Regions from separate parts of the Homo sapiens genome. Here region 2 is linked to region 1. Evidence: chromatin contacts called from ENCODE Hi-C or POLR2A ChIA-PET data. All regions are on one chromosome and are shown on one strand. Each heading gives the region's core, a stretch centred on a gene start or an enhancer-like site at or near the end of the contact. The rest is flanking DNA. Distances are from core to core; before and after follow the strand shown.

What was found. A loop is a pair of places that touch in the nucleus more often than their neighbours do. ChIA-PET counts read pairs that join two places held with the same protein, here RNA polymerase II (POLR2A). Pooled maps may share reads with other maps.
Region 2: a loop to region 1 is called in a pooled map, with 9 times the contacts of the local background. The contact joins the enhancer-like site here to the promoter of CNST in region 1. A Hi-C loop is called at or near these places in 3 of 50 pooled maps. POLR2A ChIA-PET finds 5 or more read pairs at or near these places in 2 of 52 experiments (GM12878 and OCI-LY7).

The regions. Positions count from the first base shown.
Region 1 is chr1:246,562,824-246,569,376 of GRCh38, reverse strand. It overlaps CNST (consortin, connexin sorting protein), which reads right to left and starts at 2,921. Exons shown (of 11, transcript NM_152609.3): 1 at 2,714-2,921. TFB2M (transcription factor B2, mitochondrial) reads left to right here and starts at 3,116. Exons shown (of 8, transcript NM_022366.3): 1 at 3,116-3,551; 2 at 4,943-5,031. The coding sequence starts at 3,239. RefSeq lists enhancers at 2,317-2,816, 2,857-2,916, 3,147-3,426.
Region 2 is chr1:244,942,911-244,949,463 of GRCh38, reverse strand. It overlaps the pseudogene RN7SKP55. Among named protein-coding and RNA genes, the nearest start is that of DRC8, 23 kb to the left of the region's middle. Within about 2 kb of position 4,148, at least 3 of the 41 ENCODE cell types and tissues checked have a DNase peak (open chromatin) inside an H3K27ac peak, as active enhancers do; they include GM12878 and OCI-LY7, where a contact is called at or near this core.

The DNA of each region.
Region 1 (6,553 bases), core at 1,672-4,171:
GTTGAGCACTTGAAATGTGGCTTCTCCAAACTGAGATGTGCTGTAAGTATAAAATACCAGATTTTATAGATTTAGTATCAAATAATGTAAAATATCTCATTTTAAAAATTGATTTCATGTTAAAATAACATATATAAGATTAAATAAAATATACTACTAAAATTTTACCTGTTTCTTTTTACTTTCTTAATACCACTACTAGAAAATTTTAAATTACTTATATGGCTTGCATTGTATTTCTATTGAAGACTGCTGCTACAGACCTACAGCCTTAATTCTAACAGCAAGCAAGGACTATCACTTGGCATTTCCCAATTACAGTTGTCATTTAAAAGCCAAAAGAGGCTGGGTGTGGTGGCTCATGCCTGTAATACCAGTGTTTTGGGAGGCTGAGGTGGGAGGATTGCATGAGGCCAGGAATTTGAGACCAGCCTGGGCAACATAGCAAAACTCCGCCTTCACAAATAAATAAATATATTTAAATGTAAAAAGCAAGAAAAAAAGTATTTTAAAGGCGTGGTGGCTCACGCCTGTAATCCCAGCACTTTGAGAGGTGGAGGTCGGAGGATCACCTGAGGTCAAGACCACCCTGGCCAACATGGCGAAACTCCGTCTCTACTAAAAATACAAAAATTAGCTGGACATAGTAGCAGGAGCCTGTAATCCCAGCTACTCGGGAGGCTGAAGCAGGAGAAACTGCTTGAACCCGAAAAGCGGAGGTTGCAGTGAACCGAGATGGCACCAGCCTAGGCGACAGAGTAGACTCCATCTCAAAATTACTTCAAAAAGGCAAAAACAGCATAGGATAGAAAACCACACTTCTTAAGAAAAAAGATGGGAAATACTGCACACTAATCAAGTTTTTCTAATAAAGTATGTCTAAATCCTGATCATAAAGTTCATCTTTAAGGTGAAATCAACATTCTCAGCACCTGGGACCTCAGAAAAAAAATAAGATGTACAAAAATCTCTTATTATTCAAGTACCTTCAATTACAAACAAGTGAACCATCAACACTGTAAAAAGGGAATATTATAATGTAATTCTCTTTCCCAAAACCAAGAGAAAATAATAACACTCAAAAGCAAAATAAAAAATGACATCAGTTTTTCTAGGACTCAGTAGGCTAACTTTGGTCCACAAACATTATGAAATAAGACAGTGCATTTTAAAATAACTGTTTTGTTTTTAACCACAATGTGTTTATTTTTCTTTTTCTCTTTTTCTTTCTTTCTTTTTTTTTAAGGAGACAGAGTCTATGTTGCCCAGTCTGGCTTCGAACTCCCGGCAGCAAGTGATCCTCCCACCTTGGCCTCCCAAAGTGCTGGGATTACAGGCATGAACTACCATACCCAGCCACCACAGTGTTTTTTTTAAAAAGTCAGAAATTCAACGACACATTTCTATGAGTGAACCATGAAGACATAATTCTATTTTATCTGATTTAAAAATATTTAGGACTCCAGGTCCTGGAGGGGGAAAAAAGTGTATTTCTGAATCTATGAAAATGTTTTTTAAGGGGAGAGGGGGAGGCAGCTCAGTAATGGAGAGAGGTTCAGAGGATGCAAAGTCACCTCTAGAAAATTGTCAGTGAGAAAACTGTACGAAAAAAGAATTTAAGCAAATTAAGACCAATGAGTGAGTCCCCACAGTTTGCACAACAGTTGATGAGATATTTTCTATGATGTCCTAACAAATTTATAATACACAAAAGGTCATATTTAGTTGTCAATTCTTTATCCGCTTGAGCTTCATCAGATGAGTATAATCTTCAGACTATTTGCTGGGTGATACATTCCTTAGGAACCTTTTCCTCGTGCATTTAAATGCCAAACTCAATTACACTCTCAGTAGAGTAAGCAGAAAGGATTGTACGTATTCTAAGACACGGAGTTGATTGGCTGCCGTTTCTTGCCTTGGTGGTAAGGATAATGGGTAAAAGCTCTAAGTTTGATCCTGAAACACGGAAAACACTCTCAAAGAACCGTGTCTTCTAACATTGCCCAATAGGTAAAAAAAAAAAGACTGCCAAAATTTCCATTACAGCATCCTATTTTTAGTCTTCAAAATTGGGTCTTTTAAATCGCATTCCACAGTACGATGTGTTTGACTAAGTTTACATAAGGAATACAGTAAGCATCCTAAAGTCTTAATCTTTTTAAGCTTAGAAAGGAATTGTAAGCTTTTACATCTTCATTTTTAATCTTAACTTTAAGTCTTTTAAACACACAAACTGAAAAAATTAAGGAAAATATTGGCCCAGAGAGAGGAATGGAAGGGAGACACCACGCGGTTCTTGACAACCAAAGTGGTAGTGATGGGGGGGACCAGGTGTGGGGGGGAAATGAAAACCATCCACGAGGGTGGGGAGAGCGGGCTGTGGGCCACACAACAGAAAGGAACGGAGACCGTGGAAGCCGCAGGCTCCTCCAGGAGCCGGGTGAGGAACGACTTCTGGCGCTAGTCCCCTAGGGAGGGAGAAATTGGCGCGACGCGCAGCAATAGGAGACCCACAGTAGCTGAGAAAGGAGAGGAAAACAGGCGACCTGAGAGGCGGAGGAGGTAAGGGGACCGGGCTACACCTCACCCGGAGGGCAGAGGCTGCGCGGCTGGAGGAGGACAGCGCAGGGGGAGGAGCGAGAGGCTTCCGAAAGGCTTTCCATCCCGGCCGCGAGCCGGCGGGTCCCCTGCATCCCGCTCCTCCTCTCCTCACCTGGGAATCGGAGGCGCAAGGAGGGCTACCGCTGGGCGCCGGGTCTGTTTCCAGCCCCACTCGGCGACATGGCGGCCGACGTGCTGTCACGGAGCTTGCTCGGGTCTCCCCTGGCTCCGGTGGAGGAGACACCTCTCGCCTTTCCGCCCCGCCTCCCTCTGCGCACCCCTCGCGGCTGGCCGGCTGGAGGCTGGCGGCCCGCGACCGCGGAGCATAGAGCACTGGCGGCTAGAGAGGAAGCGCAGAGCGCGGACAACCATAGAGTACGAGTCCGGACACCAGCCGGATGGTCGGTCGCTCTCCTCAACGGTCCACTCACAATCCTCGGGCGGCTGAGCCGAGGCGGAAGCGGAAGTGAGGGAGAAAAGCAGGAAGGCTCCGCTGTTCGCATGCGCAGGCTCTAGTGTTTACTTCCGCTTGACCTGGCCCGGACGCCAGAAAATGTTCCACGTGGGATACCCTGCGTGGGGTTCACTGTAGTAGCTGCACTAGGTGATTCTTGGAGCGGGCCTGAGAGACAAGGACATGTGGATCCCAGTGGTCGGGCTTCCTCGGCGGCTGAGGCTCTCCGCCTTGGCGGGCGCTGGTCGCTTTTGCATTTTAGGGTCTGAAGCGGCGACGCGAAAGCATTTGCCGGCGAGGAACCACTGTGGGCTCTCTGACTCCTCTCCGCAGCTGTGGCCCGAACCGGATTTCAGGAATCCGCCAAGGAAGGCGTCTAAGGCCAGCTTAGACTTTAAGCGTTACGTAACCGATCGGAGATTGGCTGAGACCCTGGCGCAAATCTATTTGGGAAAACCAAGTAGACCTCCACACCTACTGCTGGAGTGCAATCCAGGTGAGTCCAGCTGAATTGCATTTTCTTGGATGTTCATCATTTATTCAAACGTATTGACCCTCCTCGGGGTGCTATTTTAGATACTGGGGGGTCTTTTTTGTTGTTCTTTTGCTTTGAGACGGAGTCTCGCTGTGTTGCCAGGCTGGAGTGCAGTGGGGCGATCTCGGCTCCCTGCAACCTCCGCGTACCGGGTTCAGGCGATTCTCCTGCCTCAGCCTCCCGAGTAGCAAGAACTACAGGCGCGCGCCACCACGCCCAGCTAATTTTCTTATTTTTACTAGAGACGGGATTTCGCCGTGTTGGCCAGGATGGTCTCGATCTCTTGACCTCGTGATCCTCCCCCCTAGGTCTCCCAAAATGCTGGGATTAGAGGCGTGAGCCACTGCGCCCGTCCAGATACGGGTCTTTGTTTGAAGCTCCTTAGTTGGAGAGATTGCCCACTACATAAGCGTAGAGTCTGTATCGTTAATGACACCACAAAGTATTTCTGTAGCAGCTTGCACTTTACACAATATTTTGATAAAACATGCTCTTAGATCTTATCTCCCCAAAAGAGTTGCAAGCCTCTGCCAGCTGAAAAAATGATGTTATCTTATTCTTCCGTGCATTCCCTATAGACCATAGCAGGATGCTAAGAACACAAGATTTATAGGCTTTTTGAATGATAGTTTTTTAAAGCACCATTTCATATCACAGGGAGTCAGTTCTGTTTAGGCTTGACAATCTCTTTGATGGTTAAAGCATCCGTGTAGTCCGTGAGGAAGTGATAGGCTAGAGGCAATCTATTTTGCTGTGACTTTTTTCTTCTAAGAGGTAGTGAATCATGGTGATGAAGAGTGCAAGTTTTGACCTGGTGCGGTGGCTCACGCCTGTAATCCAGCACTTTCAGAGGCCGAGGCGAGTGGTTCCCTTGAGGTCAGGAGTTCCAGACCAGCCTGGCCAACATGGTGAAACTCCGTCTCTGCTTAAAATACAAAAATTAGCCGGGCGTGGTGGCGGGCGCCTGTAATCCCAGCTACTCGGGAGGCTGAGGCAGGAGAATCGCTTGAACCCAAGAGGCAGAGGTTGCAGTGAGCCGAGATTGCCCCACTGCACTCCAGCCTGGGTGACAGAGTGAGACTTCGTCTCAAAAAAAAAAAAAAAAGAGTGCAGGTTTTGCAGTCGCTGACAATGATTTCAAAGCCAAGCTGCATCACTTTTGACGCTGGAGTCAAATAAGTATATATAATCTCCTGTTTCCTTATATGTAAAAAGGAGAGTGACATCTACTTTGCGGATGCTGTCAGATTTAAAAACCAGGTAATAACGTGTGAAACATCTAATGAAAGTTTGGTATTGAAAGAGATTATGTTTCTTGTACAAATAAACTTTTCGTTCTGTTAATGTGCCAGGTCCTGGAATCCTGACTCAGGCATTACTTGAAGCTGGTGCCAAAGTGGTTGCGCTCGAAAGTGACAAAACTTTTATTCCACATTTGGAGGTATATTTTTAGTTTCTCAACGTATGTTATTGTTTGTTCAACTATCTGTGAGTGGTTTAAGGAAATGGAATTAAGCACACAGTGTTTTACATAGAATATCTTTTAGGGAGCCATCTCTGAAATATCTTGTTTATTCCCAAAGACTAGAACACAGTTAATATTCAGTGCTGTTGAATGGCTGAAACATGAGGAGTTCTAAGACTTGTTTGCTAGTTCTAGGTCGGCTACAGCCTAGTTGGGTGACTTTGAACAAAGCGTATAACTGGCATCCCTAGGCTTGTTTCCCCATTTCTACTAAGCTGCGCTGTGCTCCTTTCTTCTGTGAGCTTGGAATCTAATTGGAATAAGTGCTAATATTAGGTTAATGGATCTGTGTAACCTCTATATTTAGGGTTTGAAAGGCAAGAAAGGTTGGCATACAAATTAAGTATTTTATCTGAAATGCTTGGGAACACAACTGTTTTGGATTTCAAATTTTTTCATATTTTGCAATATTTGCATATACATAATGAGATATCTTGGGGATGGGACCCGAGTCTAAAAATTCCTTTTTTGTTCCATATACATCTTATTCATAAGGCCTAAAGGCAATTCTGTATAATATTTTAAATAATTTTGTGCATTAAACAAAATTTGTGTACATTGGACCATCAGAAAGCAAAGGTGTCACTATGTCACCCACCCATGTGAACAATCTCCTTGTTTGACATCGTCATCATCCCTGACTTTTTTTTTTTTTTTAAGATGGAGTTTCTCTCTTGTCACCCAGGCTGGAGTGCAATGGTGCGATCTCGGCTCACTGTAACCACTGCCTCCCAAGTTTAAGCGATTCTCCTGCCTCAGCCTCCCAAGTAGCTGGGATTACAGGCGCCCGCCACTATGCCCAGCTGACTTTTGTATTTTTAGTAGTGACGGGGTTTCACCATGTTGGCCAGGCTGGTCTTGAACTGCTGACCTCAGGTGATCCACCCACCTTGGCCTCCCAAAGTGCTGGGATTACAGGCGTGAGCCACCATGCCTAGCTCCTGACTCCGAATTTATATGCTTCTGATAAGCCATCATTTTCTTACACTTATTCACACATGAGTGCTTAACAGTAGAAAAAATGACATACCATTAGTACAGTAAAAAAAAAAAAAAAAAGTGTGTTCAGAGAAACTAAGCAGCACAGCAGCATCAGAATCCCTGTGTCAGCTGTTGAACAGTGGAAACACACAGCGGCAGGCTTTCAGTCTCCTGGGATGCTGTGTTTTCATTGAAAGGTTACTGTACACCACATTTTATTTTTTCTTAAGAAGAAACATCAGAAGCAGCTGAGGGACCAGGAAGCGGGTCCGTCAAGGCTAAGGAGACATTCTGCCGGCCGGCTTTTAAAAATGTTTCCTGTGGGCCGGGCGCGGTGGCTCACACCTGTCATCCCAGCACTTCGGGAGGCAGAGGCGGGCGGATCACTAGGTTAAGAGATTGAGACCATCCTGACCAACATGGTGAAACCCCGTCTCTACTAAAAATACAAAACTTA
Region 2 (6,553 bases), core at 2,899-5,398, 1.6 Mb after region 1:
AGTGCAAAGCTGAGGTGTACACCTAGTTCACACCCACATCCTGGTCCACAGTGTTGTTAGAAACACAGAATCTACTAGTCTGGAAAAAGGTGGGATGCTTGACAGTGTGGATCTCACTTCATTAAGGCACGTGCCAAAAGCCTGAAGACATGTTCCTAAACAAAATGGAGTTAGGGATGCTAGAGGAAATAGGTTAGGTGAAGTGATAACAGATAAAATAACCCTGTTCTCTAAAGAGCTGATTCACAGCCAACGTATTTCTGGGAGTAGGTACAATAGGGCTCTGTCCTTGGCCCTGTTCTAATCAACGTCTTATTAATGCTTGAGACCAGAGCAGTGAGTAAAATATGGTAGAACTTATAAATAACTATTGAACAAATTAATGAATGAATAAGGATATTTGTGTTGTGCTGATCATAGCTTTATTTTATTTTATTTTATTTTATTTTATTTTATTTTATTTTGAAACAAAGTCTCGCTCTGTCACCCAGGCTGGAGTGCAGTGGCACGATCTCAGCTCGCTGCAACCTCTGACTCCTGAGTTCAAGCGATTCTTGTGCCTCAACCTCCTGAGTGGCTGGGATTACGGGTGCATGCCACCATGCCAGGCTAATTTTTGTATTTTTAGTAGAAATGGGGTTTCACCATGTTGGCCAGGCTGGTCTCAAACTCTTAACCTCAGGTGATCCGCCCGCCTTGGCCTCCCAAAATGCTGGGATTACAGGTGTGCACCACCGCACCCGGCCAGATTTTTCACTGCTGAGTTGAGTTTCTTGTATATTCTGCATATTATTCTCTTGTCAGATGAATAGTTTGTAAATATTTTCTCCCATTCAACAGGTTATCTCTTCATTCTGTTGATTTTCTGTGCTGTGCAGAAGCCTTTTAATTTAATATAGTCCCATTTGTCTATTTGTTTTAGTTGCCTCTGTTTTTGAGGTCTTAGCCATAAAATATTTGCCTAGACCAATGTCCTGGAGTGTTTCCTTCTAGTAGTTCTACAGTTTGGGGCCTTACATTTAAGTCTTTAATCCATCTTGAGTTGATTGTTGTATATGGTGAGAGACAGAGGTCTACTTTCATTCTTTCGCCTATGACAGTCCAGTTTTCCCAGCACCATTTATTGAAGAGGGTGTCCTTTCCTCAGTGTATGTTATTGGCACCTTTGTCATAAATCAGTTGGCTATAAATATGTGGATTTATTTCTGGGTTCTCTATTCTGTTCCACTGGTCTATGTGTCTATTTTTATACCAGTACAGTGCTGTTTGGGTTATTGTAGCCTTGTAATATGTTCAGAAGTCAGATGGAAAAATGCCTCCAGCTTTGTTCTTTTTGCTCAAGATTGCTTTGGCTATTCAGGCTCCTTTTTGGTTTCATGTGAATTTTAGGGTTGTTTTTCTTTCTATGAAGAATGTCACTGGTATTTTGGTAGATTCATTAATCTGTAGATTGCTTTGGGTAGTATGGCCATTTTAACAATTCTAATTCTTCCAATCCGTGAGCATAGGGTGTCTTTCCTTTTGTTTGTGTCCTCGACAATTTCTTTCATCAGTGCTTTGTAGTTTTCCCTGTAGAGAGCTTTCACCTTCTTGGTTAAATTTGTGTGCAGAGTTTTTGTGTGTGCATAGTTATTGTACGTGGGATTGCCTTCTTGATTTATATTTCAGCCAGTTCTTCATTGGTATATAGAAACACTACTGATTTTTGTATGTTGATTTTGCATCCTGATACTTTACTTAATTTGTCTATTAGTTCTAAGAGTTTTGTGGTAGAGTCTAGGTTTTTCTATTTTTTTTTTCTTTGTATAAGGAGTCTGACACCATAGAGATTTTTCTAAATATAAGCATGTCATCTGCAAAGAGGGACAATTTGACTCCTTCTTTTCCCATTTGGATGCCTTTTATTCCTTTCTCTTGCCTGATTTCTCTTGCTAGGATTTCCAGTACTATGTTGAATACGGGTGGTGAAAGCATAAATCCATCTTACAACCTTTTAATACAGTACTTTTAATGTTAGGCACAGTTTGTTTCTGTCGCTTGTGATAAAAAACAAGAAAGATATATATCTACTTGTTCTTCAGTGCACATTGTATATTCAGCGAGGTTCTTGGCTTATGATATCTGCTTGGACAATGACAAAAATAGGTAATCAATGCTGGCTAACATTAGCAAGGAGGAGAGAAAAGTTGAAGCTAGTGGCTGGACACTAGGGCTATTTTTATTCCCTATTATTGTGAGTTTTTGAGAGAGATTCCAAATGCTTCCTGGAATAATCCAACATTGCTTGCATTTTGTAGGGAGTTCTGTACTAATGTCTATATGACCTACGAACTATTCTTGCCAAAGAAATTGAACCTGAATCTACTCAAGCTTCCAAAGCTTTCATTTACAGAAAATGCTGGGGAATGTAAAGTTAAATGACACCAGGAGGGAGCAAACAAGCAAATCCAGGATGTGAGATATTTTATACATCAATTAAACAAGTATCTTCTATAAGTCAATGACATGTTTTAAATAAGTAGGGCACCATGAATGTATATACCTAATATGTACCCACAAAAATTAAAAATAAAAAAAATTTTAGATGCGTTGGAAGAAGAGGACTCAAAATCAAAAGAAACTTGAGATATTGTAACACCCAAATGTAATATGTACATTCTGATTCAAACATACCAATTGTGACATACAAAGAAGAGTACGTTTACAAGTAACAATCCAAAAAGAAAATTTCTCCAAAACCCATTATTGATATAGTGCCATAGAACACTTTGATGTTAAATAATATGATTTTCATGTAATAGTAATAAAAATATACCCTGCAAAATAAAAAACAGTAGTCTGAGATGTATGAGTTCTAATTATGATTATTGTTCTGTGAACTTGAACACATTACATAATACAGTCAGCTGTAAAATGGAAAGACCAATACCTCATGAAATGGTTATTCAAAGCACCTAATAAAAGTTATGGTAAAAACATGCTAAGCGTAAGTGCTAAAGCTACAGCTTTCAAATAATAGTCCCATAGTGTGGTGGGCAACCTCTGGGGTGGCCCTCAGTGATCTTCTCCTGCTGAGATTCCCACCCTTATGTAACTCCCTTCCCTTGAGTATGATGTCACTTCACAAATTAGGTTACAAAAAGGGGCCAGGCCTGTAATCCTGTAATCCCAGCACTTCGGGAGGCCAAGGCAGGTGGATCACCTGAGGTCAGGAGTTTGAGACCAGCCTGGCCAGCATGGTGAGACCCGGTCTCTACTAAAAATACCAAAATTGGCCAAGCGTGGTGGCGGGCACCTGTAATACCAGCTACTCAGGAGGCTGAGGCATGAGAATCTCCTGAACCTGGGAGGTGGAGGTTGCAGTGAGCTGAGATCATGCCACTGCACTCCAGCCTGGGTGACAGAGCAAGACTCTGTCTCAAAAAATAAAATAAAATAAAATAAAAATACAAAAATTAGCCGGGTGAGTTGTGGCCAGGCGTGGTGGCTCATGCCTGTAATCCCAATGCATTGGGAGGCCAAGGCAGGTGACCACAAGGTCAAGAGTTCATGACCAGCCTGGCCAACAGGGTGAAACCCCGTCTCTACTAAAAATACAAAAAAATTAGCCGGGCGTGGTGGTGGGCACCTGTAATCCCAGCTACTCAGGAGGCTGAGGCATGAGAATCTCTTGAACCCAGGAGGCAGAGGTTGCAGTGAGCCGAGATCAGGCCACTGCACTCCAACCTGGGTGACAGAGCAAGACTCTGTCTAAAAAGAAACAAAAAAGAAGAACAAAGAAATTAGGTTACAAAAAGATTAGGATTCGAGGTTAAGTTACCAGCAGAAGGATAATGAATGAAAAAAGTCATCAGTCTATCCCTACCTCTACACAGATTTTGCCTAAAGTAATCTCAGATCGTGACCTTGAACTGTTGATTTTGGGAGCTGGGTGATGGATAACAGAAAGGATCATTGTATGTTTCACTGGACTATTTTTAAAATCTTAACCATGTTTTTTTTTTTGAGACGGAGTTTCACTCTTGTTGTGAAACAGACCTCCAGAACTCTTTCACCTTGCAGAACTGAAACTCAATACCCATTAACCAACAGCTCTCCTTTTCCCTTCCCCATAGCTCCAGGTAACCATCATTCCTTCCACTTTCTGTTTCTATGAGTTTGACTCCTCCAGAAACCTCATGTAGGTGGAATCTACAGTATTTGTCCTCAAGGTTCATCTATGTTATAGCTTGTGACAGGATTTTCTTCCTTTTTGAGGCTGCATAGTATTCCATCATGTATATATACCAAATTTTGTTTATCTATTCATTCATTGATGGATATTTGGGTTGCTTCCACCTCTTGGCTATTGTGGATAATGCTGTCATGAACATTGGTTTGCAAATATCTCTTCGAGAGCCTTCTTTTATTTCTTTTGGATATGTACTCAGAAGTGAGGTTGCTGGGTCATATGGTAACGGTATTTTTAAATTTGTGAGAAACCATCATGCTGTTTTTCATGGTAATCACACCATTTTGCTATCCCGCCAGCCATTCACAGGGTTTCCAATGCCTCCACATCCCCACCAACATTTGCCATCTTCTGGGGTTTTTTTGGGTGGGGGATTGGGGGGAATAGTAGCTATCCTAATGGGTGTTAGGTGGTATCTCATTGAGGTTTTGATTTGTATTTTTCTAATGATCAGTGATGTTGGGTATCTTTTCATGTACCTGTTGGCCACGTGTATGTCATCTTTGGAAAAATGTCTATATAACTCCCTTGCCCATTTTTTATAGTTTTTTTTCTTTTTTTCATTAAACTTTTTATTATTTTTATTTTATTTATCTTTTTTTTTACAGAGACAGGGTCTTGCAATATTCCTCAGGCTCACCTTGAATTCCTGGACTTAAGTGATCCTCCCAATTCAACCTCTTGAGTAGCTTTTGACTACAGGCGTGCACCACTGTGCCTAGGTTTTTGCCCATTTTTAAATAGGATTATTTGATATTTTGTTGTTGAGTTGTAGAAATTACTTATATATTAAATAATTGTGAATATTTTGGATGTTAACCTCTTACCAAATATATGATTTACAAACGTTTTCTTCCATTTTGTAGGTTGCCTTTTTACTCTGTTGATTGTGTCTTTCGATGCACACAAGTTTTTAAGTTTGAGGTAGTCTCATTTGTCTTTCTTTCTTTCTTTCTTTCTTTCTTTCTTTCTTTCTTTCTTTCTTTTTCTTTCTTTTTCTTTCTTTCTTCCTTTTTTAAGAAAGGCAGAGTGCCACATGCAGCACCTCATTTGGATGTGTCTGGAGTCTTGGAAGCTTAACTACCCTACATTCTCCTACAAATGGACCTTGAGAGCTTGTTTGAAGGTTCTAGCCGGGGAGTGCAGCTACTCTTATACCCTTGACCGGAGACCAGTCCTCCTCTATCTGGGATGGTTGTCCTCTTAAACCAAGCGCACAGCTTCGGGAGGCGAGGGAGGAAGGGGACACGTGCCTAGTCAGCCAGGTCAGCCAAATCAACCCTGGCAATCAATGGGGTGACAGGTGCCACAGCCAGATCACCCTCACATCCATATTTTTTTTAACTGTACTTTTGGTGTTGTATATGAGAAATTATTGTATATGGGAAATTCAATGCCATAACGTTTTTATCCTATGTTTTCTTGAAGGTATTTTAGAGTTTGAGGTTAATTTTTAACTAATGTAATGTGGTATAAAATAAGGGTCTAACTTCATTCTTTTACATGTGGACATCCAGTTTTTCTAGCACCATTTGTTGAACAAACTGTCCTTTCCTCATCAAGTGGTCTTGGCCCCCTTGTTGAAGAATATTTGGCTATGCAAGAATTTATCTCTGGGCTCTCTGTGCTACTCCATTGGTCCATATGTTTCTCTCTATACCAATAGCACACTGTTTGAATTACTGTAGATTCGTAATGTATTTTGAAATCAGGATGCTTTCGTCTTACAAATTTGTTCTTTTTCAAAATTGTTTTGGCTCTTTGGGGTCTCTTGAGATTCCATATGAATTTTAGGATCTATTTTTCTATTTCTGCCACAAACACCATTGATATTTTGATAGGGATTGTATTAAATCTGCAAATGGCTTTGTGTAGTATTGACATCTTAACAATATTAAATCTTCCAATTCATGAACGCAGAATGTCTTTCTATTTATTTGTGTCTTCTTTGATTTCCTTCAACAGTGTTTTATACTTTTTAGTGTACAAGTCATTCACCTCCTTGGTTAGGTAAATTCCTAAGTATTTATTTATTTATTTTTAGAAGGAGTTTTGCTCTTGTTGCCCAGGCTGGAGTGCAGTGGGGCGATCTCGGCTCACTGCAACCTCTGCCTCCTGGGTTCAAGCAATTCACCTGCCTCAGCCTCCCTAGTAGCTTGGATTACAGGCATGTGCCACCACGCCTGGCTAATTTTTATATAGAAGGGGTTTCACCATGTTGGTCACACTGGTCTCGAACTCCTGACCTCAGGTGATCTGCCTGCCTTGGCATCCCAAAGTGCTGGGATTACAGGTGTGAGCCACCACGCCCGGCCAATTCCT